Linked DNA regions of Homo sapiens: region 2 is linked to region 1. Evidence: chromatin loops called from intact Hi-C (ENCODE). Cell type or tissue: IMR-90. All regions are shown on one strand. Each heading gives the region's core, and the rest is flanking DNA. Links, peaks and the distances in the headings are about the cores only. Region 1 has its middle 190 kb from the start of PTPN20. Region 2 has its middle 140 kb from the start of PTPN20.

Region 1 (11,691 bases), core at 4,633-7,132:
AAAGGAAGCAGCATTTTATGGCTCACGCTTGCAATGGCTAACTGGTTTATAGAAAGACTGTGAAGGCATTTGGCTTCAAACGACAACTCTTGGGAGTCCAGGGTCAGCAAGGTTCCTGGAGGGTGATGGGCTGCTCTGGGCACTGGCATGAAGAGAAGCCACAGTCAGCCAACTCTGACTTCTCTTAGGCTGGACATGAGGACAGAGCCAGAAAGCCCCCTGGAGCAGACTATGTCCCATCTCCTTGAGGCCTGCAAGAACCTGGCTTAGTCTGTTTTGTGCTGCTATAACAGAATACACAGAGTGGGTAATTTATAAAGAGCAGAGTTATTTCTTACAGGTCTGCAGACTGGGAAGTCCAAGATCAAGGGGCCCACATTTGGAAAAGGACTTCTTGCTGTATCATTCCATGGTGAAAGGCAGAAGGGCAAGAGGAGCCAAACTCGCTTTTGTAACAACCCACTCCCACAATAAGGACACGAATCCATTCAGGAGAGCAGAGCCCCCATGACCTAATCACTTCTTCAGGGTTCCACTTGCAACACTATTGTATTGGGGATTAAGTTTCCAACCCACGAACTCTATGGTTTGAATGAGAAAACAAGAAAACCAAGGCCTGGGGAGGGAAGGAACTCTCCACTATCAGAGTCTGTTAGTCCTGGAGCTGGACTTAAATTTGCTTGTGTCCAGAGGGAAGCACCTACCCCAAGAGCATCACTTGGAGGACTTTGTGTGGGAGCTGAGGCTGGTCCTGGGGGTGCCAGGAGAAGAATCAGAAGGACTGGGCTTGATTCCCAACCCCACCAACAATAAAGGCTCAGGCACTTTATTAACATCTTTGGGCGGTTTCCTCATCAGTTGAAAAAGGAAGATAGCATATGCAGAGTTTGTGTGATGATAAAGGAGACATAGGAGACAAAGCAGGTTTGCCCAGACAGTGCCCAGCACAGAGTGGTGGTCTGCTGCTGTGAGTGCCATCAACCCACTTGGGGCCCTGTGGCCTTGGTCCCTCCAAGGGAAGCTCCATGCTCAGGCTTTCCCACCTGGTCTTAAACAACAACTAAATCACTTTGATTTCATGTTGAAGGCAGCAAGAAAAAGAAAATCTCTGCCTAGCTTCTGGCTTCCTTGTGACATTAGCCTTCGAATTAAGTATATACAAAAATCACACAGTTTAACCACAAGAAAACCTCCATAAACCAGTCCACATATCCTGAACAAAAGTGCTTTCAAATGACAGAGGCATGGTTAAAAAGTTTACTGAGAATAACTACACTTCATAAAAAGCAAAATCCGTGACTCAACCCCACTCACAGAGTGGGGATGGGGACAGAGGTGGACATCAGCGGCCATAGATTGATCAAATCTCCCATTATTCCAAGCAGGCAGAACCCAGGGAACTCAGGTTGGGACAAAGAGCCCATTAGAGGGCAGGAGCTTGGAAGAGAGGTCAGCACAGAGATGGGGAGCAGAGAGGCTTGGCCTGGGACACTCACAGGGGAGCCCACAGATCCTGCTGGATGCCGGTCACAGGAAGCATCAGGGAACATGACATATGACACCGGGCTTTACAGATGTTCTGCTGAGGAGCTGGAGAATTGTGGCTACAGGAGAAAGACACATTTGGGACCCAGAAAATTCTTTTTATGATGCCAATTTCAAGAGTAAGGGGAGTCTATAAAACATGCGGGGGGCTCTGGTTTCTGACTCCGCTGTGCATACAAGTGTGAAATAGAACAGTGTTTTGTGCTAGGTGGAGAAAACTGCATGTTCAGTCCATATATCTTGGCTCATAAGTCATTTCTGTAGGATCGCCCAGCCAGCTGCATCTCCAGCCAACAAGGCCTTGCACTCTCATTTCTAAAGCTTGTTTAAATGAAATCCATAGATTCCCAAGTAGTGTCTCTTGTTCCTGCCTTAGACAGGTGTAGTCTGCATCCATTCTGTTAAGCAACTTGGCTGTACTTACGTCATCTCAAGGACCTGTGAGGTGTTATCACTGCCCCATTTCTCAAATAGGGAAATCATGTCCACAGGAGGAGGGACTTCCTTGAGGTTCACAGCTAGTCAAGGATGGAGAGCAGGCCTGTTAACTCAGCTGTGCCCACCTCTGAAGGTGGCTCTGCTCTCCTTCTGCCGATGTTCCAAATGGGACAGGTGTGGTGACACGGGGACCACAGAAGGCCAGGTCTGTCTCCTGAGATGGCTGGTGGGTTAGTCCCAGCCATGCTGAGTGGCTCTGGCTTCAGGGGCAGAGTCATTATGCCCCAGCTTTAGTAAAGGGATGCATCAACCCGTCCCCATCTGATAATTTGATAATACACAGGAAACCAATGTAAAGTCAGAAAGTTGCCAAAACAGCCAATGCTTCTGCATCCTGGGTCTGAATTTACATCTGCCCCAGGAACCTCCCAGGTGGTGACGCATGGCCAGCACCATCTGTTTCCCAGCATTCTCGGCTCCAGGTGTGGCCCATGGGCCAGCAGCCTGAGCAGCGGCTGAAGCTTGTTAGACTGCAGACCCCCAGTCCTGTGCAGAGCTGCTGAATAAAACCCCCAGGGGATTTGTGAGCACTGTGAAGGGTGAGAAGCACTGCCCAGGTGGCACAAAGAAGTAGAATGCCAGCTTTGTCCCCTGAGATACTTCCTGTCTGGGCCTCCCTGGTTGGGCTTCTCCATTGCAGCTGGCTACATGGATTCAAGTTCTAGGAAGGCCAGTGAGACTGCAGAGAAGTTACTCAACTGCGCAGGACACATTTCCTAACCTGTAAATGAGAACAGCAGCAGAGCCTATGCATGCGGATTCTTGGGAGGAATGAATCAGGACAGGGCGTGATGTAGCCAGCACAGTGTGGATGCTCGCTGCCCTTCTGACTGGGACATGTGCTTTGCTGACACATGCAGCTTGGTTAAAGTCACAGCTTACTGACTTGAAAGTCTTTAAAATAATTTTATAATCTCTGCTATGAACTCAATAGGAGTTCATTATAAACATTTCATCCATTTATATTTCCCCCATTGCCAATCCCTTGTGGTAACTGTTATGAACTGACCAGGTTTTACACGAACTCATGTGCCTTCTGGTGCCTGCATGTGTTCATGAAGCTACTCATTCAGGTGCAGATGCTTACAGAGGACTCTACGGTGTGTGAGTTCCTGGAACTCAGAATCAATGAAGAAACTCCCTTTACTCTCATGATCCAATCAATGATAGAGAGTGATGTGGTGTAGGATTAAAGAAGCTCTGGTCTCCCAGGGTATAAAGAAGCTCCTAGCCCAACCCAGTTGGGAGAGAGCTCCCCAGAGGGGGCTATGCTGAGCTGTGGTCTTCCGGAGCTGAAGGGTGTGTTTAACCCCTGGGGACAGAAGCAGGGAACTCCTGGGGGCCATGTCCTTCCTCCACCCCTATTTCTTGTTAAGAGAAACCCAGTCTCATACATTAAGCCGAGAATGGGGATACATTCATTTGTTGGAGAATTTAAAGAACAAGATGTTGTATTTGGACAGAAAGAAATGGCTGTTTTTTGAGTAAGGAAATCTGACACAGGCCACCACATGGATGAACCTTGAGGACATCATGCTTAGTGAAATAAGCTAGTCAGAAAAGGTCAATTCTGCATGATTCCACTTATATGAGGGTCCTAGGGGAGTTAAAATTATAGAGACAGGAAGGCTAATGGTGGTTGCCAGGGCCTGGGGAGAGGCAGGAATGCGAACTGACTGTTTAATGGGTTCAGAGCTTCAGTTTTGCAAGATGAAGAGTTCTGGAGATGGACAGTAGTGAAGGTTGCACAGCAACAAGAATGTACTTAATGCCACTGAATTGTTCACTTAAAATGGTTGAGAAAGTCAATTTTATGTTATGTATATTTTATAATTTAAAAACTGGGAAAAAGAAATGACTGCCTATGATATATTAAAGTGAAAAAAGAGAGAGAAGGGGGAGTAAAAGATGCATGCTCTTATTCTGATCACTCAATTAAGTGAAATAGTATAAATCCTCAATTTAAGGTAAAAATTACTCCTTGGCTTTGTAAAGAGTGTCAGACTCTGAGACAGAGAGAACTAGCTTCCTGTCTTGCTCTTACAGTTACTGGCTCAATGGACTTTATCTTTAGAACATTCAGTCTCTTCATCTATAAAATGCAGCAAAATAATACACAGGTTTTTGAAACCTTTGGTTAGATCTCATTAAACACTCTGTGCAGCCTGGTTCATCCTGCAAACTGCAGAGAAAGAGGTTTATAAACCTAGATGACAGAGCAGGCCGTGGGCATTGCAGAGGAGTTATCTGGAACTCTCAGTGAATCCCACAACTCATAAATAATATTATGACAAAAACTCTTTCAGTCATTCCAAAAATGTGCTGCTATCAGAGGTGTTATTATAATTTTTTTTTAACTTGGATGTCCAAGAGGGGACGGGCAGTTCTTAATGTTATCCTTTAATGCCTTAGACTGGCCAGGATGGTGGGACACCCTTGCTCAGTGTTGGAGGCTACCATGTGACAGTACAGGCTAAGGCTGGCCTGTCCCCATATGGACTTGTGTCTGCTATTAAATGCTGTCCTCAACTTTAACCTTTTTCCTAGATGAGCTTTGTATGAGTTTTCTATTGCTGCATAAGAAAATTACTCCAAGGCATTAGTGGCTTAAAACAATACTTATTTTGCTTATGAATCTGAAAGTCAGACAATGTGGCTTATCTGTGCCTTATGTGGCATACGTTGGGTTGGAGGGTCTACTTCCAGGCTGGCTCGTTCACTTGGCTGGCAAGTGGCCACTGGCTGTGGACCAGGAGTTCAGCTGGGGCTGGGCACTTGGGATCAGTTCTTCCACACGTAGGCCCCTCCACAGGCTGCTGGGGCTTTCTCACAGTGTGGTGGTAGGGCTCCAAAAGTAACTGTCCCCAGAGAACCTAGCAGAAATGCATGACAATATTATGACCCAGCCTAGCCTTGGATGTCACATGGTGTCACTTCCTCCATATTCTATTACTCAAAGCAGTCACCCAGGCCTGGTTCCAGGGGAGAGGTCATAGGTGCCACTTCTAGATGAGGGAAGTGGTAAGATTGTGGAAAGGCACGTGGGACAGAAGATACTGTTAGGGCCATCTTTGAAAAATACAATCTGCCACAAGTTCTGTCCTCAGCTGGGAAGAGTGCCACCCCTGTCTGCAAGTTCCTCAAGTTTCCCTAACTTAACTTTGCTAGGAGGAAGGGCCTGTTTGGCCAAATACCTAATGCCTTCCTCCCCTTCTCAGAGGGATGTGAATAACTTTCCTGCTTTCCCCCAAATCTTATTTCTGCTGAGAATCAGGAGTACAGCTTCCTGTTAGTGTCACTTCACCACCATCTCCATTAAACATCCTTCTCACTTGGTAATCAGTTTTCCAGCTGCAGCACCTCTGAGATCACTCCAGAAATCATGCCCTCTGCTCCCAGTGTGGGGACCTGTGCTAATCTGAGGCGGGTCCTGAAGCAGCGCCTCTTGGACCTGCTTCTCAGACACTCCATCAGAAGCAAGACACAGTGCCTCCCACTCCGGCAGCTCACCCAAATGAAGGGCCCCTCTCCCTTCATCTAGCACTGCCTGGCCCCTGTCAGACCTCAGCCATCACCACTCCCCATGGAGCCAGAGCTGATAGAAGTATCAGTCCATAAGCCATTCAGACATGCAGACAGACACAGGCCTGGGAAACTGGACTTCTCAAGTCAGTGACGAAAGCTCTGGTGAACACAGCTGAGGAGGTGCTGTCATGATTCTCTCCCATCCCCCAGGAGAGGAAACTGAGGCCTAGGGAGGGTTAATGATGTGTTCATGGTTACAGCTGGAACATTTCAACTAAAAATTTTTGAAGTTGTGTCCAGAATGTTTCCTATAACATTCTGACTTTCCAGAAAAAAATGTAATTGCTATATTTCTCATAGTATTTATCTTATGCATCAAAGTGTGATGTAAGAGTAATAAAAAAGGAATGAACTATTGATATATACAGCAACATGAATGAATCTTAATAAAAAGAGTGTACACTCATCCATCCATAGAAAACTCCAGAAAATGCAAACTAGTGAATAGTAACAAAACAGATCAATGTTTGCCTGAGGATGGGGGCATAAGGGTGGGAGAAAAGGATTATATACGGGTGCAAGGAAACTAGGAAATGATGGATGTCTTTGTTATCTTGATGTGGTGGTGATTTCATATGTGTCACAATGTTAAAAATTGTGCATTTTAAATGAGCAGTTTATTGTATGTCTACTATACCTCAAAAAAGCTATTAAACATGAATAAAAATTATTATGTGAAACAGAGCTAAAGTTATTTTACAGCCATGAAGAAATCAGGATTCCTTTCTATAAATATGTTTGAATAATTTTAATCTGGTGAAGATTTGTACTAATTTCTTAGAGAAAGGAAAAACACAAATAAATGATGAAAATGTAAATAAATAGTTTTTGCTAAAAGGAGAAATTCATATGCCAGGAGCTTGGCTGTCTCTTAATCAAAAAAAAAAAAGACATATGTCATTGTGATTTTGCCCTAAATTAAATTGAAAATGTCATTTTGTTTCATCATCAAGACTATCATCCAAGGGAGATGTTTTTGCTATTGTGATTTTGCAGATTGAAAAACCGAGTCTCAGAAAGTTCTAGGACATCTCCGTGGCAAAGATGGGATTGGACCAAGGTCTCTGTGCCTGGTTCTAAAACTCACTCTTTCATCCATAGCACACCAACTCTTTTCAAATAAAGAGAAAGAGGGAAGGAACAGAATGGATGGAGATATGGGGGCCCTTTTCTTCCAGGTGCCCCAGGAAGGGAATTTTGGAGTCCACTGAAATACCATCCTGGGAAATGGAGACGCAGAGGGGTTGCACCATCCTTGTCTTCCACAGTGACTCTCCTACAAACACCTCTCCTCTCCTTCCCCTCTTTGGCTCCAGAAGGAGCCCTCCTCAGTTGGCCTGAATGCAGCCTTCTGGTGGGAGTGATGAAAGGCTGTGACATGCTCTCTCCTCCTTCCTCCTTATTTTGATGGCAAGAATAGAGAGGAACATTAGAGCTAAAGGATGTCTTCTTACTGCAAGGCCCCTTTGATTCTGGAGGAGCCAAAATGTACCCCAAAGACAAGAAACTGACCATCCCAAAGGTGTTTGGTCTGGAGAGGCAGGAATTTCAGCAGGGAGATTTTAGGTAGACATTAGCAATGCAGGGCCAGTGGATGGAAGCCAGGCAGCAACTTAGGGCTGATCTCTATAGGGATGAGGAGGCCACAGGTGTCCACAGTGACATGAGTGTGAGCTGCACGCTGCCATTAAGTCTTCCCCAGGGCAGAGAGAGTCTCAGGCATCTCTGCACAGTGACTTTGCCTGTTCTTTAGAGTCTTTGTCTGTTCTTAAGAGTCTTTGTTTCAGGTTCGATGGCCGAGAGGTGGAAGTCTTTCTAGACCCTCCTGCCAACCGGAAAGGGTTCAGAAGTGGGGCTGGGTACAGGAGGAGCAGAACCTTCAGAGACAGCACCCAAGGAACCAGGTTGGCCTCTAAAGAGCACCCCCAAACGCTCTTCCTCACAGCTTTACACGCCTGAGCTGTGACATTCTGCTGAAAAGAAAGGGATGTGGTGTGATTAAAATATATTTGTGAAAGGTTGGATTAAACAATATTAAGCAAGCTTCCTTACATCATATACACCCATGAGAGGGATGTGATGCACAGCACTGGAGTGGCTACTGTAATGCTCCCACCACCACCACCTTTATCACCATCAGGACCAAAAGCTCCAAGCTACTGAGGGAGCTACTGGCAGTCAGCCCCCTGTGCTGGCCATCACAGAATGGTTTCAGCTAAAAGACTACCTTGAGAGTCACCTTGGCCCTCACTCAACCTCTTCCGGGAAACTCATGTCCAGTGATTGGCCAATGCAGGGTATGAAGTCCTGTCTCCTCACCTCGCCTGCCAATGCTGTGGGGCTATCCAGCTTTAGAGCTCTCTGGGGAATCAGCAAGGCCGCTGTTGCAACTGCATGAAGCCACATTTCTCCCTCTGCTTCTGTTCCTTTCACAGTTGCTGATCTGAGAGCATCCCCAGGAGATCTCCTGTCTTGAATCTTGGTATCAGATTTTCCTTCCAGGGAGCCCAGCCTGCAGCCATCCTGATACCCAATTTGGAGAGTGTTCTAATATTTGACTGTGAGGTGATTTGGGCTGATGTTTCTAGATAAATATTGCTAATTACATGAGAAAGTTACTTCCCATCCCATGTTCTTGTAGTAGGAGCTAAAACTGAATTTTAGCAAAAACCTTTTGGCAGCTAGCAAGATGGTCATGGGCCTCCCTTTCCTGCAACCTGCTGCTGTGAGAGTATGAAAGGGATATGGCATAGCCTTCCTTTCCTTTGCCCAGAGAGTTGTTCTTTGCAATAGAAGAAACAATGTCCTTAGTTCAAGTGGATGGTGGGGAGTTGTCTCAGCAGAAGATGGAGAAGGTCCCCATTGGCAGCAACTGCCAGTTGCTCCCACTTCCCATTCCCTGGGCCTGAGTTCAGCCTCCAGCAGAATCCCCGCCCGGGCTTCTGACCATTGAGAGGAGATGTGGCCCACCAACACGCTGGAGCGAGGCACTGTTTTGAGAGGCAGCTTTCAGGTTCTACAGAATGTCAAAACTTACCCTCACAAAATGACTGGGACCCAAGGCAGCTGCCTGACCAGCCTGGCCTCTGAATCCCTGCTCTTCACTGTATGGGCCGCAGGGAACCCCTGAGAGCCTGCCCTGTGACCATGGAAATGTATCTTCAGCCCATCCACATACTGTGCAGAGTGTCGTGCTTTATAAAGCATTTCACCTTTTCACCTAAAATTAATACACCTTTTATTTAAGTTGATAGAAAGGATTTAGTTGGCTTTTTCCAAAACCGCAAAGAGGAGGAGTGAAGTCCTCTGGGGGATAGAGCCAGGGCCTACAGACTGGGAGAAGTTGGGGAACATTCTTACTGCCCCGCCTTTGTAGCAAAAAAGCCCAGACTCAGGGAAGTGATCTCATTGGCTGGAAGTCAAACTGATGGACTTGAAATTTGAACTCAGGACGTCTAAATCTATAACACTATAAATCTGTAACACCCCTAAAGTTGACAATTGTGCATTAGGCATCCAGAACTGTCTAAGTCTGTTCTAGCTGCTATAACCAAATTCCTTATATAGTATTAGTTGATTTTTAAACAACATAGATTTTTTCACAGTTCCAGAGGCTGGGAACTCCAAGATCCAGGCACTGGCATATTTGGTGTCCGGTGAGGGCCTGTTTGTTATAGATAGCGCCTTCTATGTGTCCTCACATGGTGGAAAGGGAGGCCAACTCCCTCAAGCCTATTTCATAAGGGCACTAACCTCATTCACGAGGACTCTACCCTCATAACCGAATCACAACCGAATCAGTTGGAGCCCAAAGGCTCCAACTAATACCAACACACTGGGGATTAGATTTCAACATCTGCATTTTGGAGGGACATAAAAATTCAGATCACAACAAATACATATATATCAAAAATATACATATATTTTGGAAGTTTATTTTTTCCTGTGAATTCTTCCTTTTTATTATGATATACAAATTTGTTAACATAGAGTTATAGTTTTCTCTTTTACTTCTAAAAATAATCTCATTCCTAATTGTCTGTGTTTGTACAATTCTTCCCTGTGCCTGTTGACTTCCTTGCTTAGACTTACCAGTTATGCTCCCTTTGCTGCTGTTTTTCAAAGAACTGGGATGGGGCAGTATTTGACTTCTCCTTGTGCCCAGGACCTAGACTGGTGCCCAGCACAAAATGTTCTGGTAAAGCTACTGGAGTAAAGGAATGAATGGGTGGGGCACCTTGGAGGGAAATGGAGGTTTCTGGCTCTCTTTGTTACCACATTGCCTAGGAAAGTGTTTCTCTCAGCTCCCAGCATCACGGCTGGAGAAACATCTTACATGTTCAGCAACTGGCTCTGCCCTTCTCTCAGATGGAAGGTCTGACTCAGCCAGGGTCTGGGTCTTGGTCTTTAGTGGTAAAATGTTCTCTCTTACAACCTAGAGTCTTGGGGGTGATGGTCCCAAATACTGTGGGCAGGGAGGGAAAGGACTTCTGTGCTGGGGCAAGGATGCTGGACTCTAGCCTGCTACCTTGCTGTTACCAAATGTGCTCCTTTGTCATTTTGGGCCCATCTGAAGGGCTCCCGAGCTTGAGCCTCATGCAGCACCCAACCAGGATTTAGATAAGACGAAGACGATGTGTGGAGGGAAGCCCAGGGGTGGGCCTGCAGGAGATCCTAGGCACTTCAGGACAATGGGCATCTCCTGAGAGAGAACGTGCTCATGAGAAGAGGGTCCACACATACACTTGCGAAAGGCTTTCAGAGCCATGGTGGCCTGAAAACAGGGCCTTGGATCACCTCACTGGTGCCAGGAAGGAGGAAAGGGGAGGACACAACAGTCTACTTTCCACAGCAAAAAGCATCCACAGAGCCCCTCGCAGTGGTTCATGCGTCCATCTTCTTTACTACTCCTGGCTGCAGTGAAGGTCAGAAAATGTAGTCTCTCAGCTGGGCACATCACTGTCCCAGATAAAAATAGGGGTGCTGTTAGGAAGCAAGAGGCAGGCACTGACAGAGCAGCCTCTGCCGCCTCCACTTTTTCAGCTGCCCGACGTTCACACAGGCTGTTCCTACCCACCGGACACACGCCTCACATCCTCCAGGGACACCATCCCCAAGTGCCATCAGCTGCCACAGCCAACCCAAAGGCCTGATCTGCATGATGGGCGGCTCCCTCCCTCAGGTATCACGTGGCCATCTTCTCCAGCTCACCTGGTGGCCTTGTGAGCCATACACCTAAGGACAAGTCATCTCACCCAGCACCCTCCATATAAAGGACAGGGAAGGGACAGGACAACCCCAACAAAAACTCTCAGGAAAACTTCTGAACCACTGCTGTCCATAGCGATGATCAAATCCTGCTTATCGGAAATTCGAATCCCTTCTCTGGCACCGGAGTCAATTCCAGGTTAAATGGCAAGGTGGGGTCCCCCTCGTCCATGGTCTTTGTGATCCCTGGCACCTCTCCATGGGCTCTTCTGAAATGGGGAGTCCCCTTCTTCTTTTAGGAACCTGCACACCTCCTGTTGGTGTAGTTCAGGGGCCTGAAAACGACTTTAGGGGATGAGGATCCAAAGTCCCCATGTTCCTGTTTAGCAGACGGTGCTCTAGTGTTGCAGGTTGGGTCTGAGCCCCCTCTCCCTGCCTCTGACCACGCGGCCTCTTTCTCAGCTCCCGTGAGCTTCTGGGCACTGCTAAGGCTGGTACTGCCATGCAATGTGGGATCAGATTGAACCATGTGAAAGTACCGTTTAGCAGGACAAAAATGGTCAAATGGCAATAAGTTCCAATAATTCAACCTAGTACAAATGTTAACCTATTGCTGAGGGGGCTTCATTTGAAACTGGATTTGACACAAGGAGAAAATACAAGTCAAATATTTAAACAGTGGCCGACACATTGCAAGCAATCAATGAATAGTTATTGATTCTATTATCAGTAGAATTATATTAATCAATAGAGTGATTGATAGACTCTATTATTGATATTGTCATTGAACACACAACATTAATCAATGTTATTGTGGAAAGTTTAACTGGAATTGGTGAAAGGTATTTTGGACTC
Region 2 (11,691 bases), core at 3,905-6,404, 52 kb after region 1:
TCATATAGTTAGAATCATACAGTGTGTAGCCTTTTCAGAGTGGCCTTTTTCACTTAGCAATATGCATTTAAGTTTCCCCCATGTCTTTCCATGTCTTGACAGCTCATTGCTTTTTAGCACTGAATCATATTCCATGTGCCTGGATGTGCCACAGTTTATCCATTCACCTACTGAAGGACAATTTGATGCTTCCAAGTTTTGGCAGTTATGAAGAAAACTGCAATAAACATTAGTTTTGGGGGTGCTGGTTGTGTGGACATAAGTTTTCAACTCTTTGGGGAAAATGCCAAGGAGTGTGACTGCTGGATCCTATGGTAAGAGTATGCTTAGTTTTTAAAGAAATGTCAAACTGTCTTCCAAAGGAAACTGTACCACGTTTCATTCCCACCAACAAATGAGAGCATTGTTGCTTCACATCCTCCCAACATTGGTGTTTCCCGGGCTTTGGATTGTGTTCATTGTACTGGTATATAGTTGGATCCTGTTTTAATTTGCAACTCCATAATGACATATGACATTGAGCATCTATTCAAACACTTATTTGCCAACTTGTATCTTCTTTGGTGAGGTGTCCGTTCACGTCTTTTGCCCATTTTTTAAATCAGGTTGTTCGTTTTCTTATTGAGTTTAAGAGTTACTTGTATATTTTAGGTGATAGTCCTTTGTAAGATGTGTTTTTTTCAAATTTTTCTCCCAGTCTGTGGTTTGTTTTCTCACTATTTCGAATTATATTGACTTGACTTAAGGACAAAAACAACCCTATTTTAAAGAGTTTGTAATGAGAATGAGTACAGCACCTTCTTCCTAGATCTAGAAGCAGTGCACAGCTGTGGTTTCCTAGGCTTTCCTGGCCATTAGATGTGGGTTTGTCAGGAGCCCACACTGGCCTGCTAAGCTGTGGCCACTAGTCCCACGTCTCCTGGGCTAGCTGTACTCTTTTGAAGCCAGTGCCTAGACTAATGCTTTGGGGTAGAAAGGCCGAAAGTCCTCTCACTAGAGACTCCACCTGACAGGCCTCTCTCTCCAGGGAGGAGGTGGTGGTGCCTCAAAGAAGAGGAATTCCCACTCTTGGTCATTCTAGCAAGGGACAGGAAATGAGATTAGTGACTGGGTGAGGCACAGGGACTTATTTGGAGCATTCTCAGGGAAGGGGAAGGCAATCTTACTCCCTGACAGTGAGGGAGGTCATGGGAGAGGCAGCCAGGAAGCCCCCTTGTTCCGGTCCAGGGAGCTCACCCCTGACAGAGGCAGCTGAGAGTTGATATGCCTGGGTTGATGACTCTTGCACCCATTTAATTTAAAGGATAAAGGTAGGCTGCAGTGCTTTGGGGCCAGGCCACTTGGTTTTGTGCTCCTTTCAGGTTTTTTCCACGGGGACTGTTGTGCATCTCACAGCACTCCACGTGCCTAAGACTGCAATTGTGGGTGCATGAGGAAGACAGAGCCCCTCCAACTCTTCCTGCCCAGCCGTTGGTGAGAACAGAGCCAGAGCTGGAGCTGCAGGAGACCTTGGTGCAGTGCCCAGTGCACACTGCCCTACCTGACAATTCTGTTGGGATCTGGGGGACAGCCAGGATCCAGAGGGGCTGGAGGAACAGAACAAGGCCCTGGACATAGGCTGGCCACAGAGCAAGCGCAGCCAAAGAGGAAGTGCTGTGCCTGGTTTCTTTCCGCCCTCCCTCCTCCTTCTTCCCTGTTAACTGTTCTGCTGGGAGCCTCCGGATCATGGATTAGGGATTGTGGTGGGACCCTGTCAGACTCACCATGTTGAAGCAGGTCACCAAAGGTCACACAGTTGCCCAGGATGAGAATGCCTGTGCCCAGGGGTGCATCAGGTAGAGTGAGGAGCTGGGATTGGATCCCTTGGCCAGGCTGCTGCTTCTGCAATTATCCAGCTACCGTAGGACAGGAATAAAAGAAGCCACAGAAATCAAAGAGCTGAGGTAAGCAGGAAGGCAGGGCGAGAAGGGAGGGCCCAAAACAGCCTTTCCCCAAAACAGACTTTGCTCATGATGATGGGAACTGTCGAGTCTTTTGAGGGACCAAAAGGGGGACACAGTAGCAGAGCTGAAGGGCCTTGTCCTCCAGGAATCAGGAAGGAAAGGAAACTAAGGCAGCCAGAGTTTATGGGTCAGTGCTGGGCCCCAAAGCCCAACCGTGCAAAGGGTTTTGGCTCCACCTCCAGCAAAATGATGTCTGATGATGTGTCCCAGGATGGGGTCTCTGCCAGCCCTCCTACTCATTGATGCTCACCCTGCACCCAGAACCACTCAAGAAGCAGCGGGGGTGGGATGAACCTCCAGGATGCCTGCAGGTGGGGCAGATTCAGGGGTGAAATTCAGAACTGATATAAGAAGTAGATTTACCTTGAAGCTAATGATGCTTCCAGCACAGGCCTCTCATTTGTAGGAACCCCTTCCAAAGCCCCAGGAGTGGCTCTAGCAATCAATGTAAGTAAGAAGATAACCTCTCATTCTACTGGGACCTCCCCTGTGTCCCACACAATGCACTCTGCCCCCATCAGGTGGCACTGGAGTGGCCCCAGGCATATGGGGGATCCAGAGAGGTTCAGCTGAGAATATGTTATTTAATCTATAATCTGGAAAGATGCTTTGAAAAGTTGCAATAAAACAAATGAGAAGTTATGGTCTTCCACTTTGGACAGAAATATGATTTTGTCATCCTTAAATTTTTAATTAAGGAACAGAGAAAAAAATTAGATAATGATTAATGGGGCCAGGCATGGTGGCTCTCACCTTTAATCTAAGCACTTTGGGAGGCTGAGGTGGGAAGATCACTTGAGCTCAGAATGTTGAGGCTACAGTGAGCTATGATCACACCACTACACTCCAGCCAGGGTGACAGAGCAAGACCCTGTCTCAAAAAAAAAAAAAAAAAAGGAAAGGAAAAAAGAAAGAAAGAATTTACTGTTAATAAAATTATGTTTTTAAATGTTCATATTTTACCATGAAGAAGTAGAAATAAATGCCTAATAAAAATAATAATCAGGCTCTTGGAATATTTAGTAATCTAATCAAGAGAAGTGAGTCCTATGAAGACATTGGGGAAACTTTTAAATTTATTGATGAATTAATCAAAACTGACAAAAACAAAGAAGACACTAAACATGAATACCATTAAAATGTGGGTCTAGAAGTGTATTTGTCATTCAGAGAGCATTTCAGGTCAATCACCATACAGAAAATTTGACATGCCCTAAAGTCATACAGCTCAGATGGGATAGAAACATGGTTCAAGTCTTCCCTAATTTTTTCAACAATTTATTATAATTTATATGACATTATCAATTCATCATGAAGTTGAAATAAATTTTTCTCAACTACCGATTTTTTCAGAAAATGCTGTTTGACCAGCACTGCCAGAGGAAAGACTGAAATTACCTTTCTATTATGACTCTAGAAAATCATTGTCATATGAAGAGGGAAACAGCAAGTACCTAGCCAAAAATACAAGAAGGAAAATATTACACAGTATGTCTGGAAGCCAGTAAATAATATGTTTTTGCAGAGTTTTGTGATGTTTACATTATTTATCAGCTTTTAAAAAATGTGTAGTTCATTTTAATTCTTGTATCATTTTGAATAAGTATTCACTTTTACACCTAGTTTTGTACTCACAATTTTGTTATCCTTTTTCTTTACAAAGTCCCCTACATTTAATATGGAATCGTAGAAACTAGATGGACTGTGACAGAGGTGGTGACCAGGCATGGGTGCAGACACAAACTCTGCACGGCCTCAGTCACCTTAGCCCAGAAGCCACCTCTAGGCCCTGGGACAAAGAGCCAACCTAACCACCCGCAGGCGTGCAGCCCCACTGGCAGGCACTAGCTCTCCATCCCCCAACACCTCCCCATGGCTCAGGCGCCCCTGATTCAAATGGGGAATGGACTGGCATCTGGTCACTAGATATCTCGTCCCCAGATTAACTTTTGAGTCATTTCCAATCCTGTTCTTTTTTAAAGACTGATGGTGTGTACTTTCACACTCCTGGAAAGCAAATAACATGAGTTTCTGGAGGACAAACTGGCAATACATATTCAAAGTATTCATACTCTTTGGCCTGGCAATCCCCCTTACAGGAATCTATGAATAGGAATGATCAGAAAAACAGACAAATATGTAAGCAAAATAAGGTTCCCACAGCATTGCATGACACAATACCAACAGTGTTAACAGAAAGAAAATCCTTCTGTTATGTCTCTCCCTTGTCACTAGGTATCCACAGCCTGAAGAAATTTACCAACATATTAACTAAAATGCTCTGAGTGGTACAATTCGGAGGATGGTTGTTTTCTTCTTTATGCATTTTGTGTGTGTGTGTAACACAGATGAGTTTATCAGAAGAAAATGCACTTTTAAAATGAAACAGTCGTAGAAGGAAATCAATCAGACACCTAAATTAGGAGGCTGACACAACTGCTCCCAAAGGAATGTCTTAGTACCCCTCAGTATTTCTTTAAAATAAATGGCTTCAGAAGGCTAAAAAATGGGCCTGCCCACCTCTTTTCTCAGGGATCCCTAGAGCCTTTGCTCAGACACTTTGATTCAGTAATGCTCATAAATATGGAGCGGCCCTTTGCAAGATCCCTTGCATTTTAATGTGGGGGTAGTGCTCACCTCCTCCGTGGATGGGTGATTGCAAGCAGTTTCTTGGTCCTCATTTCTGCAAGAGCCAGTGAGGTGTGTGGACTGGGATACTTAAGAAGGAGACACATGGAAATGCCATCTTCTGACCAGGGAGTCCCTTGGACCTTGGAAGCAACCAGAGAGCAGAGAAAGAACAGTAGCCCATGCAGATGAACTTACCTCCCTCTTCTGGCCTTGCTGTTGTCTTCTGTCAAGTGGGGAGATGACTCTGAGTAATCTCTGAGGGCTCTCCAATTCTGCACATGAGCTTCCTACGAGCAGGGAAGTTGACTGGCATGGTGGCTCATGTGAAGGCCATGGGGAGGACAGGGAGTTCACCCGATCCAGCGCGGATGCCCTTCCTTCATCTTAGCTTGGGCGGGTTAGTATTTCTCATCCTGAAGTCAAGCTACCTATTCTGGTCTCCTGGAGTCTCTTCTGACACAAGGCTAAGTTATGTAAATACACAAACTAAACATGCTTTGCAGGCATAATTTTTTAAACAGAGATGAGGAATAGAGAAATAACCAAAAAAATTATGTACCTTTCTGTGCCTGGTTTATGTCTGATTTCACAGAATCCAGCAGACTGTATACACATGGGACAAGCCTGTGAACTTGGCTATCACCTCTGAGTTTCAGAGGGTGGGTGACAGACAAAGACAGGCTGGCGCCACAACCCAGCACAGCCTGCAGAGGACACCTACACATGGGGACTCGGTGTGGGTCTTGGTGGCACAGGGGAGTCTACATTGGCCAGGGGAGCCCTGGGGCCCAATCTCAGGAAGGGATGTGCCGCAGGGAAAATGGAGGGCCAGAGGAGATCAAGGTAGAGATTTGTTTCTGTGTACGGTGCAGAGAGAGGTCCCCAGGTACAAGCCAAGATGTCACAAGTGCAGGGTGGGTGAAAGGCATCTCAGAGGCCACCTGCAGGGAAGGATCCCTACTGACCTGGGCACCTGAACACAGTGTAGCCTGCAAACCCGTCCTCCCCAGAGGCTCTGCACCCACACACTCTCTGATCTCCCTCATCTGGACTTTTATACCAAAGAGGTTTTGATGCGCCTATCAGCTTGCCAAGGCCACTGACAGCCACAGAAATGCGGTGGAGCCAACCCCATCCAGGGGTCAGTCTTTGATCCTATTTATTATTTAGACCAGTTTGTGACTTGGTCAATACAGATGCTGCATAGACAGGAAGCACTGGGTGCAGGCTTCGAGCTCATTCCCACAGATTTAGTGGTCAGAGAGGAAAGGGCAACACCTTGGAGAAGCTTGGGAAATTGAGGCACAAGAGATGAAGTCCAGGGGATTAACTCGCTCAGCCTCAACTGGCAAAATCAAATTTGGAAGCAGCTAGAAAACCACATTGTGAATAATGTAGTCTGGCTTGGCCCCCCACATTGCCTTGTCGTGGGCTTCCAAACCATCCACTTGGAAGTGCCCCATCACCAGCCTCTAATGAAATGCAATTGGTGTTCCCGACCACGTTCCTACCTTCACCAGTCCCAGCAGCCCCTCAGTCCCGGCCGCACACACTTGGGCACGCCATGCCAGCTGCACCAAGCCAATCTGCTGTGAGATGCCGGGAAACGGTTTGCAAATATTACTTTCCAAATTTATCACACTTGGCCTGGTACCGTGGAAAAAGTTGGTTTTGATTTTACTGTGGATGATCCTGAGGCCCCAGTCTGTGTCCTACTGGGGCTGGCTTCGGGTGCTGGGGCCGAAGCCTGGTCTCAGAGAGGGGCCGGGCCTTCTCAAGTGGTTCTGCTGCCGAGAAAGGTGCCAGCCCCTCCACTGACCACTGGCCACCTGCAGAAGCCCACCTGGCTACACTGGCCCTTTCCTGGCACTTTCCAAGCCAGCGAAGGTGATCTCCCTCTGGCAAACAGAAATCTGCGCTGTTGGGAGACAGAGCAGTAGGCATCTATCTCCACATAGCTATCTTGAGCACCTGGTATGCACCATTTTGTTAGCATGGAACTCTCTCCCTATCCCTATCTCAGCAGCTTCCTTGGAGCCAGCAGCAGGCCTGAGGAGGAGGAGAGGGGAGTGGCCATCCAGCTGTCAAGAGAGAATCCACAGGCCCCATAGGAGGGACCTGGCTGCCCATCATAGACACTCAGTCTCTCGCTCTGTGGCTGTCAAGCTCCCAATATTTCTGTCTCTCTCTTCTTTTCTGTCTTTATCTGTATCTTTCTCTGTGTCTTCTTCTCTCTCTGTCTCTGTCTCCCTCTCTGTTTATCCTTCTCTATATCTCTGTCTCTGTCTGTCTCTGTCTCTCTCTCCCTCTTTCCCTCCTCTCCCTCTCTTTTTCTCTCTCCTTCCTCCCCCTTTCCTTGCATTTCCCTGGGGATGATGGAGTTTTCCTCCACGTCACCATGTGGCTAGACAAATCAGCCCTGGCCTTTTTGCTCTTGCATGAGAGTAGAAGGCCTCCCAAAGCCCCTCAGGTTCCATGGTGTCTGCTCCAGCCAGGCCCCCCACCAAAACCCTCTGAATCACTGGCTCTGGGGATGGCAAGAGCCCTCTTTCCCTGGTCCTCACACTCAGTCCCAGACTGTTGAGACTAATGACCTTGAGTGTGTGTCACGTCCCTCATGTCCCCCTCTAGGGAAACTGGCCAGAGTGGGAAATCACAGCCAGATTTTGGGTCATGGGCAAGGGGCTGAGGGCTCATGTCTGTGAAGAGAGGGGCCTCGAGGGGCCCAGGCAGGGAATGGCAGTGCCGGGAGCACTATGGAGAGTGGTGGGGTCTGCAGGAACCTGCCACCAACTAGATTGGGCAGCCGCTCTCCTGCCGCACGTCTCCTTTCACATCTGTGGCCAGAGTCTCCAACTTTTCAGGAGAAACTGCAGATCTAGATTTTCATATGAAAATGTTAAGACATAATTCAAAGTTTTTTGAGAAGCACTCTGCAAGCCAAATAAAACACATCAGCAGGACGGATCTGGCCAGCACAGCACATTCATGACCTCTGTTTGGTGTCCCCTAACACCCACCCCTGGGCCCCAGCCACCTTCAGGGCTGGCAGGGGGGCCTCTGCTTCCAGGGCCCATGCTCCTCCCTCGCCTTCATCCTGGTCATGGGGCTCTGCCTTCCCCGGAGCTGTCCCAGTGTTCAGATGACCCTGAGGCAGGAGCCCACCTGCAGTACAGCCTCCAGGCTGGTCAGCCGGTGTAGACATCTGGTCATTCTTCATGTCTGTCACCTGCCCAGCTGGTCACAAAGCAGAGGTCCGAGCCCCAGGAAACCCAGGACCACCAGGCTGTGGAGGAGAAAGACTTGCTGGTGTTTCATGGCCCTTGTTTGCTGTTACCAAAGCTCATGTTTAAACACAATTACTTTCTGCTCCACTCAGGCAACCCAGTTGGCACACCCTTCCAGGGACCAAGTCCCATGGCCTTTAAGGAAGCCCTAGCATGGGGCTGCCCATTCCCCAGACATGAAAGGCAGCTAGTAAGTTTGCTACTCATTAGCTGTGTGGCCTGGGAAAATGACTTAGTTTGGCTGGCCTCAGTTTCTTCATCTGTAAAATGGGAACACTATCTCATGCTAGATAAAAAAGGACAAAATTAGACAATTAGATAAATTCCCTCCCAGCTTCACCCATGTGCAGAAATCCTTGAAGAAGGAGAAGGCGAAGGAGAAGGAGAAGGAGAAGGAGAGGAGAAAGGGGAATTAATATTTGTTGAACCTATTATGCATGAGGCACCTTGACAAGGGCTTACAAATGTCATCTCAACTCACCCTATGAATCACCCTGGCAGGCTATCACCCCACTTCACACAGCCCCTATTTCCACTTCACAGATGAAATCCTGAGCTCCAGGTAAGTTGAGCTATTTGTCCCCGGAAGGGCCCAAGATTTGAACCAAGATTCAAATTTGGTCGGTCTCAACATTAAACCTAGAAACCCGGCCAGCTGCAGTAACCCCCCTGCAGTGCCTTCAGCCTCTGGCCCTGGACCGACACTCCCTCCCATGGCTCCAACATGTGTGGGCCCAGGCTCCAGCGCCCTCCTCAGGGGCTGCCCTGCCTCTGCTCTTGAGAGGACCTGCAGGCCTCCATCACCCAGCCCACGCTTCCTGTCTGTGTTGCAGGGGTGCCCAACCCAGTGCTGGCCTCTTCCTCTCGGTGTTGCAGGCGGCCTGCCAATGCCATTCCTTGACTCAAATGGACTCTGTGGACAAAAGAACACTCCCCCAACTACTGCCTTCTTGGCCCAGGCAACTCCTTCTCATCCTTCAGAACCCAGTTCAGACATACCTCGTATTGGGGGCTGTGCCTGGCAACCCCAGCTCCCCAGGCTGGGCTGAATGCCTCCCTAGGCCACACCAGCACCCACCTTGGCCTTGATCTCATTCACTATCAGTGAGTCCACTCTGCAGTGAGGGGCAACGCTGAGCTGAGGTAAGGCAGCTCTCCTGGGGCCACTGCCTTAACCTGAGGGTCCCAGCAGCTGTCCCTGGGGCCCCTGGTCCTTGCCTCTGATGCCACCCTGTGCTGCTGTTACCCACTCTCAAGCAAACCACACCCTGGTGGGAGGCCCTGGGGCTGCAGAGGCTGTGAGGACAGAGCCTGAAGCCTCTGCTGGGGTCCCACCCTGAGCTCTGAAAGAACCCCCAAATGGAAGCCCCCACCCTCTGTGTTGCACTTTGCTTTTCCCATGTGGCCACAGGTCCCAGGTTGGGGACTGGGCCACCTTCCCTTCCTCTTGCTTTAGTTTCATGCCCAGCTCCGGGTGTCTTCTCGTCGGGGACTCTGCATGCCTTTCTCAGGGCTGAGCAGAGCTGAGGGGTCCAGGAGCCCTGGTTACCCCCAGGTGACATCCCGTGGTATTGTTAGCATGGAGGTGATGTAGTGAAGACGGGTTGTCAGCTAGGATGGGGGCGAGATGACCATCTAAGCAATGTCAGAGCAGGGCACGTACTCAAAAATGTACAAACGTATCTTCCAATCTTCCAGCTGTTGGGAGAGCTTGGGCCACCCAAGGGCACAGCGCCCCCTGCTGGCCATGACGATGATGCGGCTTAGCTCACAGGGCTTTCCTCTGCAGCAGCTCCCCAGAAGCCAGGCAGGGGAGTGCTGGGCGGGGTGGGAGAGGGATAGGGGTGTGCATGCATGGGCCATTTCTCATTCTCTAACATACAAACGTGCTCTGACACCTCTCTTGAGGACCCCCTGTGCCCACTGGCACCACCAACAAATCAATCACATAGCCAATCAACAAATTAACAAGCACCTGCAGTGTGCACACACTGGCCCAGACTCACCTTACCTGGATGCTCCCCACCTCCACTCTCTGTGTTCAATTTGCCATAGTCCTCCTGCCCCACCTCCCATGGCTCTCACCCCCACAGAACTGCCCCTTGTGCCTTCCTCCTCAACCAGGTCCTCACGCCCCCAACAGGACACATACCCAGGGCCCAACCACGTGGCCTATCTCTGCACTCTCCTGCACCCATCCATCCCGCACACCACCCACACTCCAGTACTCTTGCCAAGAATGCTCGAGCATTCTCACCACCAGCTCCACAACCTCCAGGGCTTCCCTGTCCTTGAGAAAGAGCCCAGGGAAAGGCTTGGGTGATCAGACCCAACCTGCAGACGCAGCCCTGCCTGCCTGACTCCCACTCAATCTGCCCTCTAAGCAAACTGCAGCAGCACAGCACCATTCCCAGAAAGCACCCTTCACAGCAGCCTCCCACACATCTTCACAGCCCCCCACCTGCACAGGCATACTCAGCCTCACAGAGTCCCCCTACAGCCCTGACCCCTCGTTCCTATGGAAGACTCACGCCGAGGCCCTCGTCCATTCCCATTGCACATGGACCCACCAGGCCACTCACCTCTTCATCTGAGCCCCCACACCCAGAAGCACCCATGCCCCAACACCCTCTGTGGTATCCACCCTCCCGCCCACACTCAGGGTTCTGTACAGAAAGGAGGGATGCAGGGAGTGTGGTGAGCATAGGCCCCGACGCCCAGTTTCCCCAGAGAAGCCTTTCAGAGAAATCGCTTTCACATGGCAGCTTTGGTCCTCCGGGAGGGCAGCGGCTGAGGAGGGGGCATGACGGGGCAGCCAGCGAGACCATTGTTCACGCCTTGGCTGCTGGAGCCAAGCCCCTACCCCAGTGCCCCTTATCCATTGGAGGAGGCCGCAGGAAAACAAGGTCTGGTACCCGAGGGGCCCAGTGACCCGTTTGAGCAGCTCCCCTCAAGCAGAAGTTTCCCACATGACCTTCCAGCCGGGCCCTGGGCTTTCCTGCCTCCACAGCAACCGCAGTCCCCTCGCTTGGCACTGTGTCTTGGCCCAGGGCACAGGGGAAGGGAGGAAATGGGGAGGTGGGGAGAGGATGCACAGGCCTAGCCCGGGCTCCCAGCTGGCAACAGCCCTTCCTGTAAGGACTTCTGGGCCCTCTGGGTCCTCTGACCACCTCTTTCCACCACCCAAAACTGGTCATGGCCTGCATGGGTTTGGGGACCCAGTGAGCTACACTCACATCACTGGATGCTTCAAAGCAGCTGTGTGACTCCAGGCAAGTGTCAGGACCGTGGGTTCCTCATGCCCTCCTGGCTATCAAGCTTGAAGGGCCCACGTGGAGATTCGAGGGAAAATGCACACTCAGGCCCAGGAGCAGTGCCTCACACCAGTGAGTGGAGTTCCCTTTTAACATATTCTTGGGTATTGCCTCCACCTAGGGTCTGTTTGTCCCCAAATTTAAGCTTCCTGGGTTCTGACTATGTTGGGCCCAGTGGTGTGGTCTCTGCCCAGCTGGATGTCAGCCTCCCCTCGGCCTCAAGGGCCCAGTGCTACCACCCATGTTTCCTTACCATGACTCTGAGCAGTGCTGGTCCCTCTCTGAGTCCCAGGAATGGTGCACTTGTCTGCTACCGGTATCTCCACTCCCCAAGAACCTTCCTCACCCATCCTACTGGGCCACCCAGGACTTCTGGCCCTCTCTGGACTTCTGACAGGCTCTGCTATAAGCCCAGGCTCTCCACCTCCTCACACCCAGCCCCTCACAGGGCCAACG

The links. Hi-C counts contacts between places; a loop is a spot of excess contacts. Peaks named below come from ENCODE experiments on the same cell type or tissue, not always from the same donor. Only the 100,000 strongest peaks of a DNase experiment are listed, where the experiment ranks them.
Region 2: a loop joins it to region 1, with 2.4 times the contacts of the local background. A loop is called at or near these places in 3 of 110 quality-filtered maps.

What each region holds. Positions count from the first base shown.
Region 1 is chr10:47,098,314-47,110,004 of GRCh38, reverse strand. No RefSeq gene overlaps it. Among named protein-coding and RNA genes, the nearest start is that of PTPN20, 190 kb to the right of the region's middle. In IMR-90, for the core only: no CTCF peak of the experiment used is centred there; a DNase peak (open chromatin) is centred at 5,774; H3K27ac peaks cover 1,627 bases.
Region 2 is chr10:47,045,741-47,057,431 of GRCh38, reverse strand. No RefSeq gene overlaps it. Among named protein-coding and RNA genes, the nearest start is that of PTPN20, 140 kb to the right of the region's middle. In IMR-90, for the core only: no CTCF peak of the experiment used is centred there; no DNase peak of the experiment used is centred there.